Linked DNA regions of Homo sapiens: region 2 is linked to region 1. A link is an interaction called in ENCODE POLR2A ChIA-PET data of the cell type or tissue named here. Cell type or tissue: B cell. All regions are shown on one strand. Region 1 overlaps DOCK8 (dedicator of cytokinesis 8). Region 2 overlaps DOCK8 (dedicator of cytokinesis 8).

Region 1 (8,000 bases):
ATTTTCATTCATATATAAGTGTAATACAACTACATCAAATGGTATGTGCTTTGAGTTGCTTTTCTAAAAATCAGGATTGCCTTGATCTATTCATTTTTGTTCACTTATCTAGTTGCCTTCATGGCAAACATCATTTTGCATAACTGCTGGATTGAGTCAGAGATATCCATCGTGTACAGATAGACCATGGTTGTGGGCTTGGAAAGTCTTCCATTTTATCAAAGGATTGGCACTTACAAAGGCAAACGTTTCCTCATTTTTTTTTCCTGATCTTGGGAATGTAATAGGCATTTCTCTTCTCTGTTTCTGCTCCCTTGATGTCAAGTACACTCAGAACTTTTGTGGGGAAATCCAATTACGCTGAATGAGAAAAGACTCATGATGCTCACTGAATAACTGCCGTGGAAGTGTGGACAAGAACAGATCTAGATTTGAATTAAGGAGGCCCACTGGACAGAGGTATTAGGCTGGTACCTCCCTTCATCTGAGACTGCTTGAGCACCATGCTGAACTTGGGAGTCAGCGTTCTAAGAAGTCTGATAGGAAGATCTAGTCTTGTCTGAAGTAGCCTAAGAAGTCAGGTCCCAGGTCATTCCTGGTTGTCAAGGTCCTTGGCATGCTGGGTTCATCTGCTGACTGAGCCAAGAGTTGGATGTTCTAGATCCTTTTCCTTCTCTCCTATAGGCATTTGTAGGTGAGTCTCAAGCCCTGCAATTACTCTGCGTGAATTGGTCATGACTAAGCATTCTTCAACATGACTCCAGATTTGCATCATATTGTCAGGTCTGGCCCCGAAGTGGAGACTCCTCTGAGAAAGTGGTACTCCTTAAAGCCTGGTCCACTCATCTCTAGGATTTCTTTTTTACCTGGGGTTGTTACATGAAAGGGAAGAGGTTTCCTAAAAGTCTTCTAAACCTTACAGGTGTTCAGGTTAAGTGTAGGAACATTTCTGTGTTTGTCTATGGATCAAAGTCCTCATCAACCCCAAGGAAGAAGGGTGCAGACGTATAATGACAACCTAAATAATAAGAACCAGAGGAGCTGCCACCTCTGGTTTTGCTTACCTGATTTACAGTAGCTCCCACAGAGCCTTGCAGCACCATCTGAAGCATCTTTGCATCAGGCGGCTCCTGGTTAATGGCAACTGCTAACTGCAGGGTCTTCTTCTTCATGTCTTCAATGGCAACTTCAATCGGTGTCAAAACAAACTGAACATGAGACGTAAACATAGGGAAGTCACTGTCTGGTCTCATAAGCTATGGACAAGCCTGGAGCTATGACAGAGAGGCCACCTGAATTTGAAGAGGCAGCTAGGGAAAGACTTTCAGAGTAATTTAAAATACTCTTAACAGGTTAAAAAGAAAGATGGGCCTAACATTTCTTGATTCCTTATGTTCCAGGAACTTTACATACATTTAGCATTTATTCCTCTCAACAACCTCTTTATACTCTCCATTTTACAGTCAAAGGGGGATTTGTAAGGTTAAGTTCCACAGAATGCCACAGGTAGTAAGGGAGGAGGTCATAATTCGATCACAAGTATGTCTATCTTCAAAGTCCATGTTTTTTCTACCCTGTCAGGTGCCTTTTCCTATTACTGAGCAAGTTACTCAACTTACTTATTTATTTATTTATTTATTTGAGATGGAGTTTTGCTCTTGTTGTCTAGGCTGGAGTGCAATGGCATGATCTTGGCTCACTGCAATCTCCGCCTCCCGGGTTCAAGCAATTCTCCTGCCTCAGCCTCCCAAGTAGCTGGGATTACAGGCATGCACCACCACACCCAGATAATTTTGTATTTTTAGTAGAGATGCGGTTTCTCTATGTTGGCCAGGCTGGTCTCAAACTCCCAACCTTAGGCAATCCCCCTGCCTCGGCCTCCCAAAGTGCTGGGATTACAGGCAAGAGCCACCGCACACAGCCTCATGTTACTCAACTTACAATGCAGAAAGCTGTAGTAGAAGCACAGCACTCAAGATTTTCTCCCCCATCATAACACAGGCTTTTGATATCACCTGTGCCTTCTCCAACTGAGGGTGAATTTCCAGTAAATGGAATTCTTTTAAGGGTCAATCAATCTATTTGCTAAGTTCTGCTGGTTTGGGGTAGAGTCTTTTCTGAATTTTATAGGTTGAATTGTGTTCCCCCAAAATGTATATGTCGAAGTCCTAACCTTCAGTACCTCAGAATGTGACCTTCTTTGGAGATAGGGTCTTTACAGAGGCAATCAAGTTAAAATGAGGCCAGCAGGGTAAGCCCTAGTCCAATATGACTGGTGTCCTTACGAGAAGAGGAAATCTGGACACGAACACAGAGGGAAGATGATGTGAAGAGACACAGGGAGAAGAGGGCTGTCCACAGGTCAGGGAGAGAGGCCTGGAACAGACCCTTTCCTCACAGCCCTCAGAAGGCACCAACAGTGCTGGCACCTTGATTTCAAACTTCTAGCCTCTAGAATTGTGCAGACAGTAAATTTCAGTTGTTTAAGCCACCCAGTCTATGGAACTTTGTTCTACAGCCCTAGCAAACAGCTGAGAACTGTTGTTGAGGTTGTTGGGGAACGAAGGAAGGCCAAGAAAACTTCAGGCTGGTGCAGTGGCTCACACTTGTAATCCCAGCACCTTGGGAGGCTGAGGTAGGAGGATCGTTTGAGGCCAACAGTTTGAGACCAGACTGGGCAACAAAGTAAGACCCCTGTCTCTTACAAAATATATATCTCTCTGTATTTTTAATTAGCTGGGCATGGTGGCACAAGCCTGTAGTCCCAGCTACACAGGAGGCTGAGGTAGGAAAATTGCTCGAGCCCAGGAGGTCGAGGCTGCAGTGAGCCATGTTCATGCCACTGCACTCTAGGGCAACAGAGGAAGATCCTGTCTCAAAAATGAAAAAGAGAGAAAGAGAGACAGAGACACAGAAAAAAAGGAAGAACGAAAGGAAAGGAAGGAAAGGAAAGGAAGGCAGGAATGAAGAAAAGAAAAGGTTTTGAAATGCTTTTGGGCACCATGAGTTTATATCTGTGTTATGCCTAGAATGTCTCAGTGTTCAAAAGTCCAAACCAAGAAGTATAGGAAGTACAGCAGATGGCTTCTAAACCCACCTCCTCCCGACTGAGTCACTGCTTCAGGCTTTCTTCAGCTTCTGTGAAAGCCACACCCTGATGTGGTTACCCAGCTGAACACTACCTGCTGGATGACTCTCCAGTTAGCTCAGCTATTTCTGCTTCTGCCTGATGAGGTATATATTCACCACAATTCATCTGTGTTTGTTCACCAACTTGATTATGCCTGTTATACTTGTTATTTTAATGACCCAATCTAATTAGATAATGGAGAAACTGATGAACCATGGGTGTGGAAAGAAAAAGATTTCTTTCTATGAAAACCAAGCCAAATGGTTGGACAAGATATTATGAAAGTGAGTTGCTATAAAAATTCCTGTCATATTAGGTGTGCACAAGACTGCTGTCAAAGTCTCGGGGAGAAAAACATCATAAACATCCAGAAGGCTTCTGCTCTCAAATTGTTTAACAAGGATCTTTAAGCTCTCACTCTGCTTACACAAAGCAAAACTGAAAATCATGGACAAAGCACTACGGGTGTGGTTTATAAAAGAAAATGCTGAATTGTGATCAGCAAACCCACAGTCACAGAGAAGTCTGTGGCCCTGCATAAAAAGGACGACAAATAAGTGTATATATATGTGTTTTAAAGAATAATAAGTTGTTTATGGTGTGTAGAATTTTGAACAATTCTGTGGTTTGAGAGACCTTCTTGACCAGTCCTTTTATTAATAAAATGAGTATAATCTTGTACTGTACTTAGAGGTCTTTCCTGCTAATGCATAGATGAAGAAACTGAAGGTACGTAGCTTGTTTAAAATCACAGGAGGAAGCTAGGACTAGAAGCTAGTCAGTGAACTTGTCTACCTTACACGGCCCTTTCCCACAGCACACCACCGCCTCACTGGGGCTGCCCACGTGCAGGTCCCGTCTCCAATAATTAACAGCACGACTATGCTTGAATCACCTCTAAGCTTTGAAATATAGAAAAATTTTATATAAAATATTTAAAAGGTAAATATATCTGTTGTACAAGTTTATAATTGAAATATATATTAAATATTATAATTAAATACATAAACACACTTATACTAAAGATATAACTTTAAAATATTAAATATTTAATATACAATAGTGCTATAAAATATGTAGCTGCCTAAATGGGATTTTCTGGCACTATGAGAGTGAAAGGACAACCATATAATCATATTTCAAGTGCATCCCTCCTTGTTTTCAGTCCAATCCACTGTGAAAGAGGTTTGTGGGTCCTCCTGGGAGGCCACCCAGCCCACTCATCCAGTGGTGGCCAATCCCTTGGGTGCATTACCTCCTCCTTCTGGATGACGCTGATCCTGGTCTTGATGTAGGGGAAGGCGTGCATAGTGGTCAGGACTGTGTTCCTTCTGTACTGCTCATGCAGCTCTCCCCGAGGCCGCCCCTCCAGGGTGAACGGGGTGGTGTACATGAACCTCCGGAGGTTGAAATTCTTCTCAAAGTATGTGACCCTGTCTTTCATCTCATACTCATCAAAGTAGGGCTCCACAAAAGTGATCTGTATGTAGGCCTAAGGGGGAAAAGGCACGGAGGGAGAAGATGAGCTATTCTGCAAACGGCCATCCCTGACGCAATGGAGGGGCATGCAGGAACACGGCGTGCCGGCACCGCCCTGCCCAGTGCAGAAAAGCTACAGATGCAGGGGAGAATGTGGCCAGCAGAAGTTCCTCCTCTCCACCCCCAAGGACAGAAGGGGCTGCAAGGAGGGAGAGGGGAATGTGCCTGTGGGGAGAGTGAGGGCCACCGGCCGCACCTTCCTAGCAGAGCAAACTGATCCACAGTGGAAGCCTTGGTATGAGAGTTTGCAAACTGCTATTCCAAAGAGACAAACTTTCCTTTACAGAATGACAATGACTACCTCACAGTTATGAGGAAGCATGAATGGCCGAACTAAAGAAAACTAACAATATCAAGTGCTGGCAAGGATGGAGATCAGCTAGAGCTGTCATACACAGAGGGTGGGAATGCAAAATGCACAGCTACTTTGCAGAAGAAGCTGGCGGTCTCTTATGCAGTTAAACTGCACTACCATTGGACCCAGCAACCCCACTCCTATGTGTGTACAGGAGAGAAATGAAAGCTTATGTCCATACAAAAACCTGTACACAAATGTCTCCAGCAACTTTATTCATAACAAAGACTAGAAACAACCCAAATGTCACTCCAGTGGGGAATTAACAAGCAAATGGTGAGGTAGTCACACAACAGAATACTACTCAGCAACGGAAAGGAAGGAACTATTGCAACATGGACTACCAATGGGCACGGGAAGTATTTTGGAGTGGTGGATCTGTTCTATATCTTGGTTATGAAGGTAGTCACATGTGTTTGTCAAAACTCATAGAACTAAACACCAAAACTGAATTTTACTGCCTAGGCCTCATTTAAACACACACTCACATCACCTCCACCCTCAAACACAGAGCGAATAAGTACTCATTAAAGACGACAATCTCTTAGGAAAAAAAGTGACCATGAGTTCAGATGCTGGGACACTCACCCACTGAAAGGGATGAGTGGGGTCACTGACCTCAGACTGTAAATCACGACTTAGTATAATGAAATCTGGTTGTAACTCTGGGTTCAGACTCTCATTCCAAACTCTCACAACCTACCCTGGGAATTTTAAAAGAGGGGAAAAGGGCACCTTGGCTGAGGGAGGTCACATTTTACACAGCTTGTGCTATGTACAGATCACTGTGGGCACACGGCCAACTCCATCTCCCAGACATGTGTGTCTGAAGATTAGTTAAACTCTTACCACAGCCACTGCTTTCAAGCCGAGGCTAGGGAATGTGTCTTAAGTGAGAAAGCATTCTGAAAAATGTAGAAAAACAAACTCTTCAATTTGGCCAATTCTTCCCCTCTTCCATTATCTTCTTCATATCCTGGAAGATGGAACTGGGAGTTTGGACCTTTCATTTTATAGGTTTGCTAGATGGTGAATGGTCCTCTGTCCCAGGGCCCTTAATGATACCTTGCACTTGCACTATTTCCAGTAACTTAGAAAGCTCATTCATGGACATGTGAGTTGGGCTGAGTGGGCAGCATCAGCTTGTGGTATAATAAAGAATATGTCTGGTCTTTGTCTCCATTTCCTAGCACAGAGCTTTAGAAACACTTAGAATTTCCTCAGTGATGGGTGTCTTTGTGATGCTAATGAGGTGACTCATGCTGGGCCCCTGGATAGCTTCAGGATGCCAAGTGGCCACCAAAAAGACCAATTCTGTGATTACAGGGTAGGAACTGGATGACCTCTGGAGACAGGAGAGGGGCTGGAGACTGTATTCAATTTGCCTACATAATGAAACCCCAACAAAATCTCTGGACACTGAGACTTGGCGGAGCTTCCTGGTTGGAGAACACACTGATGAGCCAGGAAGCCATAAATAAAGGCACAAAAAGATGTTCACCCTTTATCATAATACTCTGATAGTAACCAGAGTACTTTTTGGAATTCTGTGAGTCATTGTAGTGAATTATTTAATCTAACAGGTATCATAGAAACTCCCAAATTATTATTATTATTATTATTATTATTATTTGCTTTGTTTTCTCCTATTTTCAAGCTAACAGGTTATAGAAACTCCCAAATTTGTAGCTGGCTGATCAGAAGCGTGGCTGGCCTGGGGGTCCCTCTTGAAGCTGGCATCTGAAGTCAGGGCAGTCTTGAGGAGGACTGAGCCTTTACCCTGTGGGAGCTGATACCACCTCCACGTGTTAGCATCAGAACTGTACACCCATTTTGGGGTGAAATGGAACATACCCTCTTGTGAAAGTGAGGAAACCCAAACCCAAGCCGTTTTTACCATTCCCCCAACAGCACAGTGATCCCGGACTTGGATGGAAGGAATACTTGCAGCCTAAAGAAGGAAGCCACTAAGTGTTGTCGAGTTTGAAATGGAGAGTTTAAAGGTTTTATAAAAAGGCAGTAAAGAGCAGTGCTGAAGAGTAGGGGTTCAGAAGCAACAGACCTCAAGTCTGAGTACTGGCTCTGCTGCTTGCATGACCTTGAAACTTGCTTGACTCTTCCATGTCTCAGTTTTCTCATCTCTAAAATAGGAATGACAAAATCTACTTCCAGGGGTCGTTGCAGGATGAAATAAAATGATGTATGTAGAGGGCCTAATGCAGTTCCAGGTACACAGTTGGTGCTTAATAAGTGGTAGCTCCTATTATGATTCCTGCCTTTGACTATATTTTCTTTAAGATCTGACCAATTAGTAGTTGAACTCTAGACGAAAAGGTTTGACTGCATTTAAGTGACTTGGAGAGTCCAGATAGATGAGATCATTAGGTATTCTTGGGTAGAGAACGAAGGGATTTAGAGCTTGATGGTTAGTTTTTGTAAATTTTTGTATACCTTGTTAGGATCCAACTTGGTTTTGTCCACAGGAGTGGAGTCTTTAATCACTTCCACAAATTCTGCACCAAAACATTGACCATAAAATGCCTAGGTAAGAAGAACCAACAGTTTATAAAGGTTATTTTAACATAATGCAACTCTTTGTCTTCTTGGAAGTGAAATAAGTTTGGAGCAAGTGCAAGGTAGAATGATGTTCACTGATTATTGAGAGTTCCTCTGAGCTAATGAGCAAAGTTCAGCATTTCCTAAGACAAAAATAAAAATAGCACTGTCAACTGGTATATGCTTCCCTATAAGATGTATGCTTGGCCTCTAATTCAGCTAACATCATTATATTTGCTGAGGTATCTCCTGGGGTATCACACTCTTTACTTCTCGCCTTCTGTACCCTGGGAACTTGGAAGTCACCAGCCTTCCCATATTGTGGCAAATCACAGTGCACAAGAAGATAAAATATATACCTCTAATTCTAAGTAGGGGAAACAATATAGGGAACCAAGTGGACTGGGGTCAATTGCTAGC
Region 2 (8,000 bases), 180 kb after region 1:
GCCAGGTGCAGTGGCTCACTGTAATCCCAGCACTTTGGGAGGCTGAGGCAGGAGGATCGCTTGAGCCCAGGAGTTCAAGACCAGCCTGGGCAACATAGCGAGACCCCTGTCTCTACAAAAAGTACAAAAATTAGCCAGGTGTGGTGGCATGCGCCTGTAGTCCCGGCTACTTGGGAGGATGAGGTGGGAGGAGAATCATCTGATCCTGGGAGGTTGAGGTTGCAGTGAGCTGAGATCACACCTCTGTACTCCAGGCTGGGTGACAGACTGACACCCTGTCTCAAAAAAAGAAGGTTTGTACATACTGTAACAGGATATGAAGCTCCAGATAGAGCAAAATTATGGTGACAGAAGTGAGTCAGAGATTGCGTGAGTTGGAGGGTGTGGCCTGGGGAGAGGAGATTGTAAAAGCGCGCTGGGGAACGCTTTAGGATAAAAGAAGTGTTCTATATCTTGACTGAGGAAAGGTTAAGTGACTCTAAGTTGCCCAAGTTCACCAAATTGTACACCTAAAATGTGTGAATTTTATTATATGTAAATTATACTAGCAAGAAAATTATTTTACAAAAAGGAGGTCTGTAACTTGGCATTTCAGATTTTGGAATATGCTTTTCCAAAAAAATGCATACTACAAATGGTGGTAAGTTTTTGGGCTAGCCCTTCTCCCCCAAATATGAACCATAATTTGGATGAGACTGAGTCACCTGGAAGCCCACCTAGTCTAGAGACATCAAAACCACAGCTCCCAGAGGTTCTATTATGTACCCTAAGTACCGGTTGGCAGAGAGAGAGAGGGATATTGTCTGATGTCCAGACACAGTCACAGAGTTAGGATCTGGTGACTGGAGAATGTGAGGTGATGGTAGGAAGATCTAAGGAACAGGAGGCAAACACATACCCTGGGCACTTTTGCACTTGACCAATCGCTAAGTAAACCTGGAACTCATACTTACTAGTTGAAGAGAGGGGAAGCCAGAGGTACTTATGCTCTGTCGATGGTACTGGCCAAGGTTTGGTGGGAGAGTAAACTGTTTCCTTATTTCCGCTGAAGAATACCTTGGATTAAAATAGAAAAATCTAAATGAAATGATTATTTTAGGAAATCATCACAATTTTAGATGCAATCTTTGATATCATGTTATAAAACGTAGGCCTTGGCTGGGCAATGAGCAGAACTGACTAAGATACCTTTTCAGTGGCCTGTTAGTGGACATCGTAGTTTTTGTCAGATAATACATACCCTTGAGAAGTTCACAGAGGCCATGATGCCTGCAGTCAGGTCCTGCCCAATACTGGAAGGATGATGACAGAAGGAGGACTTTGAGGCCCAAGAAAAAGATCCAGGGCATTTGACTCCTTCTCCCCCAGCCATTCAGAGTTTTCTCTATGTGAGGATGTCTGGTATCTGACTAGAATCCTTTAAATCCTGAGCTGCCATTTTGATCCAGCCATTCTCATTTCAAGCAGCTGAACCCTTTTGGCTGACTGGTTGCTACAACAGAGAACACCAGAGAACTGTTGTATGAATACTTCTACCTCCCTGTAGGCACCTTCGATGCTACAGGAATTCCCAATGATTGTATTTTTTCCCAACTGCTCCTAGTTCAGTGATCCTTTGCATCACCCATGTGGACAATGCTCAGCCAACACTTTAGGGAGCCATACACATGAGAGGAAATTGTTCCCCACTGTCTACTCACACCTGCTGGCATGTGACTGCTGGCCAGTGATACCCCAGCTTACAAAAAGGTTGACTTCTGAGCACTTATCTGTTAGCCATTTGTTTGGAACTCAGAGCACGTTTTCTCATTACATCATTGTGTTGGTGGTTGGATTCTCAGGCTAGTTCACAAAAGTGTATTTAAACCACAATGAGGCCAAAACATACAATACCAATACCACTACTGAATATAATTAGAAACTAACAGAGATTACTGAGGATCAAATGAGGTCACATATTTTAAACATGCTTTGTATCCAACAAGGGTATATATAAATTTTTAAACATTGTAACTTTAGATGTAATACTTAAATATTACAAATGAAGCGTATTATGTTTTCTCTGTGAAAACGTGTGCTAGGGCATACTTATTAACTACCCAGCATGATGAGGTTTCCTACATGGTTTGCTTTGCTCCCGACCTTGGCAATGAGTTACACCTAGAAAGGCAGGAAACTGGGCTCTTGTCCCAACTTTGGCATCTATTCTCCCTCAGGAGCACCCCAGTTTCCTTTCAAGATGCCAACACTCATGCTGTGCACTGTCTAGGCAGAAACACAAATCAAAAGAGTGGGCACATAACTCACGGCAGGACAAGTGTCTCTCTTTCCCAGGATTCTGAATGACAAATGGAGAGAAGATTGGAAGAATAAGACTGGAGCACCTTCATCCTAGTGGTGGCCCGTTACATGATGAGGCAAGGAAGTGTGAAACCCCAGAGGAAGCTGTAGCTGCAAGCATACATTTTGCTCCTTAATTTTCTACAGCGTTTTCTTTATTTAATTTTTTAAAAGTATAAGGAAAAACTAGGATAGGAAGTAAGTATTCTACTAGCCGTGAGGGAAATGGGAAATGCAGATCAAATCACAATGAGTTGCCATTTCACAACCACTAGGCTGGCTATAACAAGAAAGAGGGGCAATAACAAGTGTTTGCAAGGATGTGGAGAAACTGGAGCACGCATATGCTGTTGGTAGGAGTATAAAATGGTGCAGCCATTTTGGAAAGCCATCTGGCAGTTCCTGAAAAATTTAAGCAGAGCTCCCATGTATCCCAGCAATTCCACTCAAAGGTATTTACCCAGGAGAAATGAAAACATACTTCTGGCAGTGTGTGGTGGCTCACACCTGTAATCCCAGCATTTTGGGGGGCTGAAGTGGGCAGATCACTTGAGGTCAGGAGTTCATGACCAGCCTGGCCAACATGGTGAAACCCCATCTCTACTAAAAATACAAAAAAATTAGCCAGGTGTGGTGGCGTGTGCCTGTAATCCCAGCTACTTGGGAGGCTGAGGCATGACAATTGCTTGAACCCGAGAGGCGGAGGTCACAGTGAGCTGAGATTGCTCCACTGCACTCCAGCCTGGGTGACGGAGCAAGACTCTGTTGCAAAAAAAAAAAAAAAAAAAAAGACAACCACACTTCCCCACAAAAACTTACACATGAATGTTCGTAGCAGCCTTATTCATAAAGGCCAAAAAATGGAAAAAATCCAAACGTCCATCAACTGATGAATGACTTAACAAAAAGTTGTATATCCACACAATGGAAAATTACTCAGCAATAAAAAGGAAAAGAGTACCTATATACACCACAACATAAATGAACCTTGGAAACATTATCCTAAGTGAAATAAGCTAAACCAAAAGACCACATGTTCTATGATTCTTTATATGAAATGCCCAGAATTGCAAAATCTATACAGACAGAAAGTAGATTTGTGGTCACCTAAGGTTGGGGATATTGTAGAGAAATGGAGAGTGGCTGCTAATGAGTTTGGGGTTTCTGTTTGGAGTAATGAAAATGTTCTGAAATTGATTGTAGTGATGACTGTGAATACATTAAAAATCACTGAACTGTACACATGGGTGAATTTTGTAGTATATAAATTATATCTAAATAGATATAGATAGGTGTACGTGTAAATATTCTACAGAGACAAAAGTGAAGGCAAAAAATTAGTGTGACAACTAGGAATGAAAGAATAACCTCAGATTTTGTCTCCAAGTGCTTGATAGACTGATTTTAATTATAAGTTGGACAGTCACCAATGTTTTAAAAACCAGCAGATTAGACCACTGTCCAAAACAAAGGTCTATATTGCATGAGCAACAATGTGTCTTGTGTTTGGCACCACAGGACTCAAACCAACACTGCAATCATTTATTTGCTTACTTGAAAGAGGATCATAAGCCATGGAGGGCCAACACAACCAAGCCAAAGCCTTTTTCTGTGATCAAGCTGACCTTTTTACAGATAAGACTGACTTCTCCTGCGACTGCTGTGTCCAGGTCTTCCCCTAAGAGCTCTCAAATAACATGTCTTAGCTTCATGGCCACTCTAAAACTGGTCCTATTATACACCAGAGTGGTCTATCTGAAATAAGAATATCTGAAAATGTTCAGGAAAGAAAGTGGCACTGTGAGAGGATCAAAGAGGCAGGAAGGATAGGGTCTTGCTTTCATTTTGAAGCAAGATCTGTTGTCCTATGTCAAAACTCTAGTATTTTTGTCATCATGAAATCAGAATGTTCCTGCTCTCTAGCCCTTCTTAAACAGGGTCAACTGGTATTTCTGTTCCAGTCGTCCACATACAAGTTTCCAAATTCAGAACTACACAACTAATCTTCTTTCTTGACTCTTTGAGCCTAACCCAATACCTAATAGCACTCCTATTTTCTCTCCCTACAGAATCAATTATACAGAAGGCAATTAAACCTGTCACTTCAAAACTGTCAAATACAAACGAATGGTTTGTCCTTAAAATGAAAATAGTGAATCATTCCACGTGGAAAAGAATTGCTTCATATCATTTGAAGAACTTCAAAATAAAATATCTCTAGTGAGGCCCTACACACATATTAAGCTAGCAGAAATAGGCTGGAATGATAAAATTTCATGTTGGTCAAGCTGTGGGAAAACCAGCATGCCTCACACCCCTGGTGGGGTTGTATATTGGCTCTGTGTGTCTGGAAAGTAATACTGTAATATGCAACCAGAACTATGAAACTGCTGTTACTCTTTTATCTAACTATCTCGCTTTGGGAAATATACACCGTGGAATTCATACAAACAAAAATATAATTTTGAGCAGAAATGAACATAAGAATTCTGTATATGATAGCATGATAGCAAATAATTAGAAATAACCAAAGCATCCCACATTGGAAAGAACACTGAACAAATAATACTACAAAATATATGGGATATCATTTTTCCATTTAAAATGACAAAAATATAAATTAGGTTGACCCATGGAAACCTGCATATAAAGTAAGCTACAGTAAAAAATAGTATGAGCAACTAAATACAAACACACAACAGTATAACAATATACGTGGAAATATACTACAAGGATCAGAAATCCTTTCCATAGTCAGAAAGTAGTTTAATAACTACCTCATTCAGGTCTGTCTCCTGTGAAGTTATGTAAGTTCATAATTTTAAAAAAATCCATATGGCTGGGCACAGTGGCTCATGCCTGTAATCCCAGCACTTTGGGAGGCCAAAGCAGGTGGATCACTTGAGCTCGGGAGTTTGAGACCAGCCTGGGCAACATGGTGAAACCCAGTCTCTACAAAAAATACAAAAATTAGCCAGGTATGGTGGTGTGTGCCTGTAGTCCCAGCTACTCAGGGGGCTGAGGTGGGAGGATTGCTTGAGCCTGGGAGGTTGAGGCTACAGTGAACTGTGTTCATGCCTGCTGCACTCCAGCTTGGGTGACAAAGTGAGACCCTGTCTCAAAACAAAAACAAAAACAAACAAATTGCATACATATAAAATAGTGTGCAGACAGAGCGTACTACTTGGGATGTTTAAAAGTTATGTAAATGTCAGCTATTAAGTTTCCTAATATGGAACTTCAGTCCCAAAAGAACATATAGCACCCCAATGTCCAAATCAACCTTCTTCATCTCTACCCTGGTCCTAGTGAAGGGGGACATCTGTCTCCACAAAAAGGAACATAGCCAAAGCAGGTGTTTGCACAGGTTCCGTTTCCATGCAGGTACTGTGTGTGGGTTTTATTTTCCTCTACATTTGATTCTTAGACCAAATTTGACATGTCCAAGATAAGTTTCATGATGTTAGATTTATATCATGATAATATTTCCTTAATGAGCTAAGATACCCTTCTTCTAAGGAACTCAAAATAGTTTATAAATATTATCCTCTTTATTCTCCCGGAAGGGAGCCTTGGGATTTATTTAAAATGTCAATACCCATTGTGACTAAGGAGTCAGAATGGTGGTGATGGACTGGTGGTAAGGAGTGGGTAGAGAAGCTCTATGTTTTTTTCAGATCAGCAGATAATTATGATATACAATTGGGACTACAAACCACAACTAATCATAGCGTAGAGCTTGCAAAGTGTGGCTGCTGGATCATTTGCATTAAGTCATCAGCTACTTAGATAAAAATTCGAATTCCTGGACCTACCCCAGTCCTGTATTAGCATCTCTTGTGGTATAGCCTGGAAAACTGTATTTTAAGTCAGCAATTCCAGGTGATTTTTATGTTCAATAAAGCATAAGATTCACTGATAGTGCAAGACTGTGAAGGAATGGTTGGTTCATTCATTCATTCATTCATTCATTCATTCCACACTGAGAACACACAAATTGCTGGGCTCTCTGTTGCTGTTCCTGGGAAGCCTGATCCAGTGGGTAGGTGGGAGGAGGGCAGATGAATAATTTAATACTTACAATATAATATGGTAAGTATTCTATTACAGGAATATGCACAGTTCCTTGTTAGCAAAGAGGAAGGCGTTACTAATTCTGCCTAGGAATGTTTAGGGAGCTTTTAAAACAAGATTTCTGAGCCAGATTTTGAGAAAAAAATTCGTAAAAGAAGTTCTAATGGAGAAGACAATGCACGTTAAACTTTTTAACCATTTCATGATATGTAGACATCAGTTTTTCTCATTCTCACTTTAAGTATTTTAAACATCATGCTGCCTCATTTCTTTATAAAATATGTGTCTAGAAGAATAAAGAAAAAGAATGAAAACTCATTGACAGAGTCCTGAGTTTTGCCATTTGCCATTTGCTTGAGTTTAAGCACATTAGTTGACTAAGGTGGGCCTTAGTTTCATTATATGTAAACCAGAAGGGCTGGGCTGTATAGTCCTGAGCATCTTTCCAGCTCTAACAGGTGAAGATGCACAAGAATCTCCAAGCAGATCAATCAGCACCACGAGCTACTCCAGCAGCTGTGCTAGGAAACCAAACAGCCCTGGAAGGCTTCTCCCTGGCTTTTGACCCTCAAGGAAAATTCTTTCATTATCTGCTGGTATGGCCGGCAGCCAAAATGGCTGGATGGATTTTAAAACTGATTTAAGGAAAAAAAAACTTTGTCTATAAGTATTGAAAGAGGTTTGGGTCTCTTGAGGTTTTCCTGAATCTGACATGTTTTAAACAATAGTGAAAGGGGTGGGGTAAAGAAAAGCAAATATATAATTTACTCTTGGTAACGAACGACTGTAAAACACTCCAAAAATACAGTGTAAAGTACAAAGCTAGTGATACGTATTAATGACAGACATTTGTGGGTGTACCTATGCATGCAACCACAACACACAGTATAATTAAACCTTGCAAAATAGCCATTGTTTCAGGACTAGAAATGATTTACATCAAATAAGCAGTGAAAGGTTGTTACACACCCCTCTCCCCAAACTTCCTAAGTTACAAGGTTAGGGCAGGGTAGTATTTTTTTAAAAATCAAGGTTTAGGCCGGGCACGGTGGCTCAAGCCTGTAATCCCAGCACTTTGGGAGGCCAAGGCGGGTGGATCACCTGCGGTCAGGAGTTCAAGACCAGCCTGGCCAACATGGTGAGACCCCGTCTCTACTAAAAATACAAAAATTAGCCTGGCTTGGTGGCAGGTGCATGTAATCCCAGCTACTCGGGAGGTTGAGGCAGGAGAATCGCTTGAACCTGGGAGGTGGAGGTTGCAGTGAGCTGAGATCACGCCATTGCACTCCAGCCTGGGGGACAAGAGCGAGACTTTGTCTCAAAATAAATAAATAAATAAAAATCAAGGTTTAAAAATTTGTTGCATGTAGAAAAACTGACTTTGAATGATGCAGCTATCAAAGGGTTAGATCATTGTGCATGGCATGGATAAGCTCTGAAAACACACATCTATCTCAAGAGTGAGTAGTTCCTGGAGTTGACCACATAAAAGAAATCTAAGGCTTTTTCTGAGATGCATTCTTGGATGCTTTTAGTAAAGTGCACTTTTAAAAGTGTACAAAATGAATTTCTGTAGCAAACTTTAT

What was found. ChIA-PET counts read pairs that join two places held together with the same protein. Peaks named below come from ENCODE experiments on the same cell type or tissue, not always from the same donor. Only the 100,000 strongest peaks of a DNase experiment are listed, where the experiment ranks them.
Region 2: POLR2A ChIA-PET joins it to region 1 with 12 read pairs; 2 of 35 experiments call an interaction of 5 or more read pairs at or near these places.

The regions. Positions count from the first base shown.
Region 1 is chr9:442,992-450,991 of GRCh38, reverse strand. DOCK8 (dedicator of cytokinesis 8) reads right to left here. Exons shown (of 48, transcript NM_203447.4): 43 at 7,476-7,565; 44 at 4,386-4,622; 45 at 1,065-1,208. Among named protein-coding and RNA genes, the nearest start is that of DOCK8-AS2, 23 kb to the left of the region's middle. RefSeq lists an enhancer at 5,999-6,558. In B cell, no CTCF peak of the experiment used is centred here; no DNase peak of the experiment used is centred here; H3K27ac peaks cover 531 bases.
Region 2 is chr9:264,683-272,682 of GRCh38, reverse strand. DOCK8 (dedicator of cytokinesis 8) reads right to left here. Exons shown (of 48, transcript NM_203447.4): 2 at 954-1,056. Among named protein-coding and RNA genes, the nearest start is that of DOCK8-AS1, 53 kb to the right of the region's middle. In B cell, no CTCF peak of the experiment used is centred here; a DNase peak (open chromatin) is centred at 292; H3K27ac peaks cover 1,900 bases.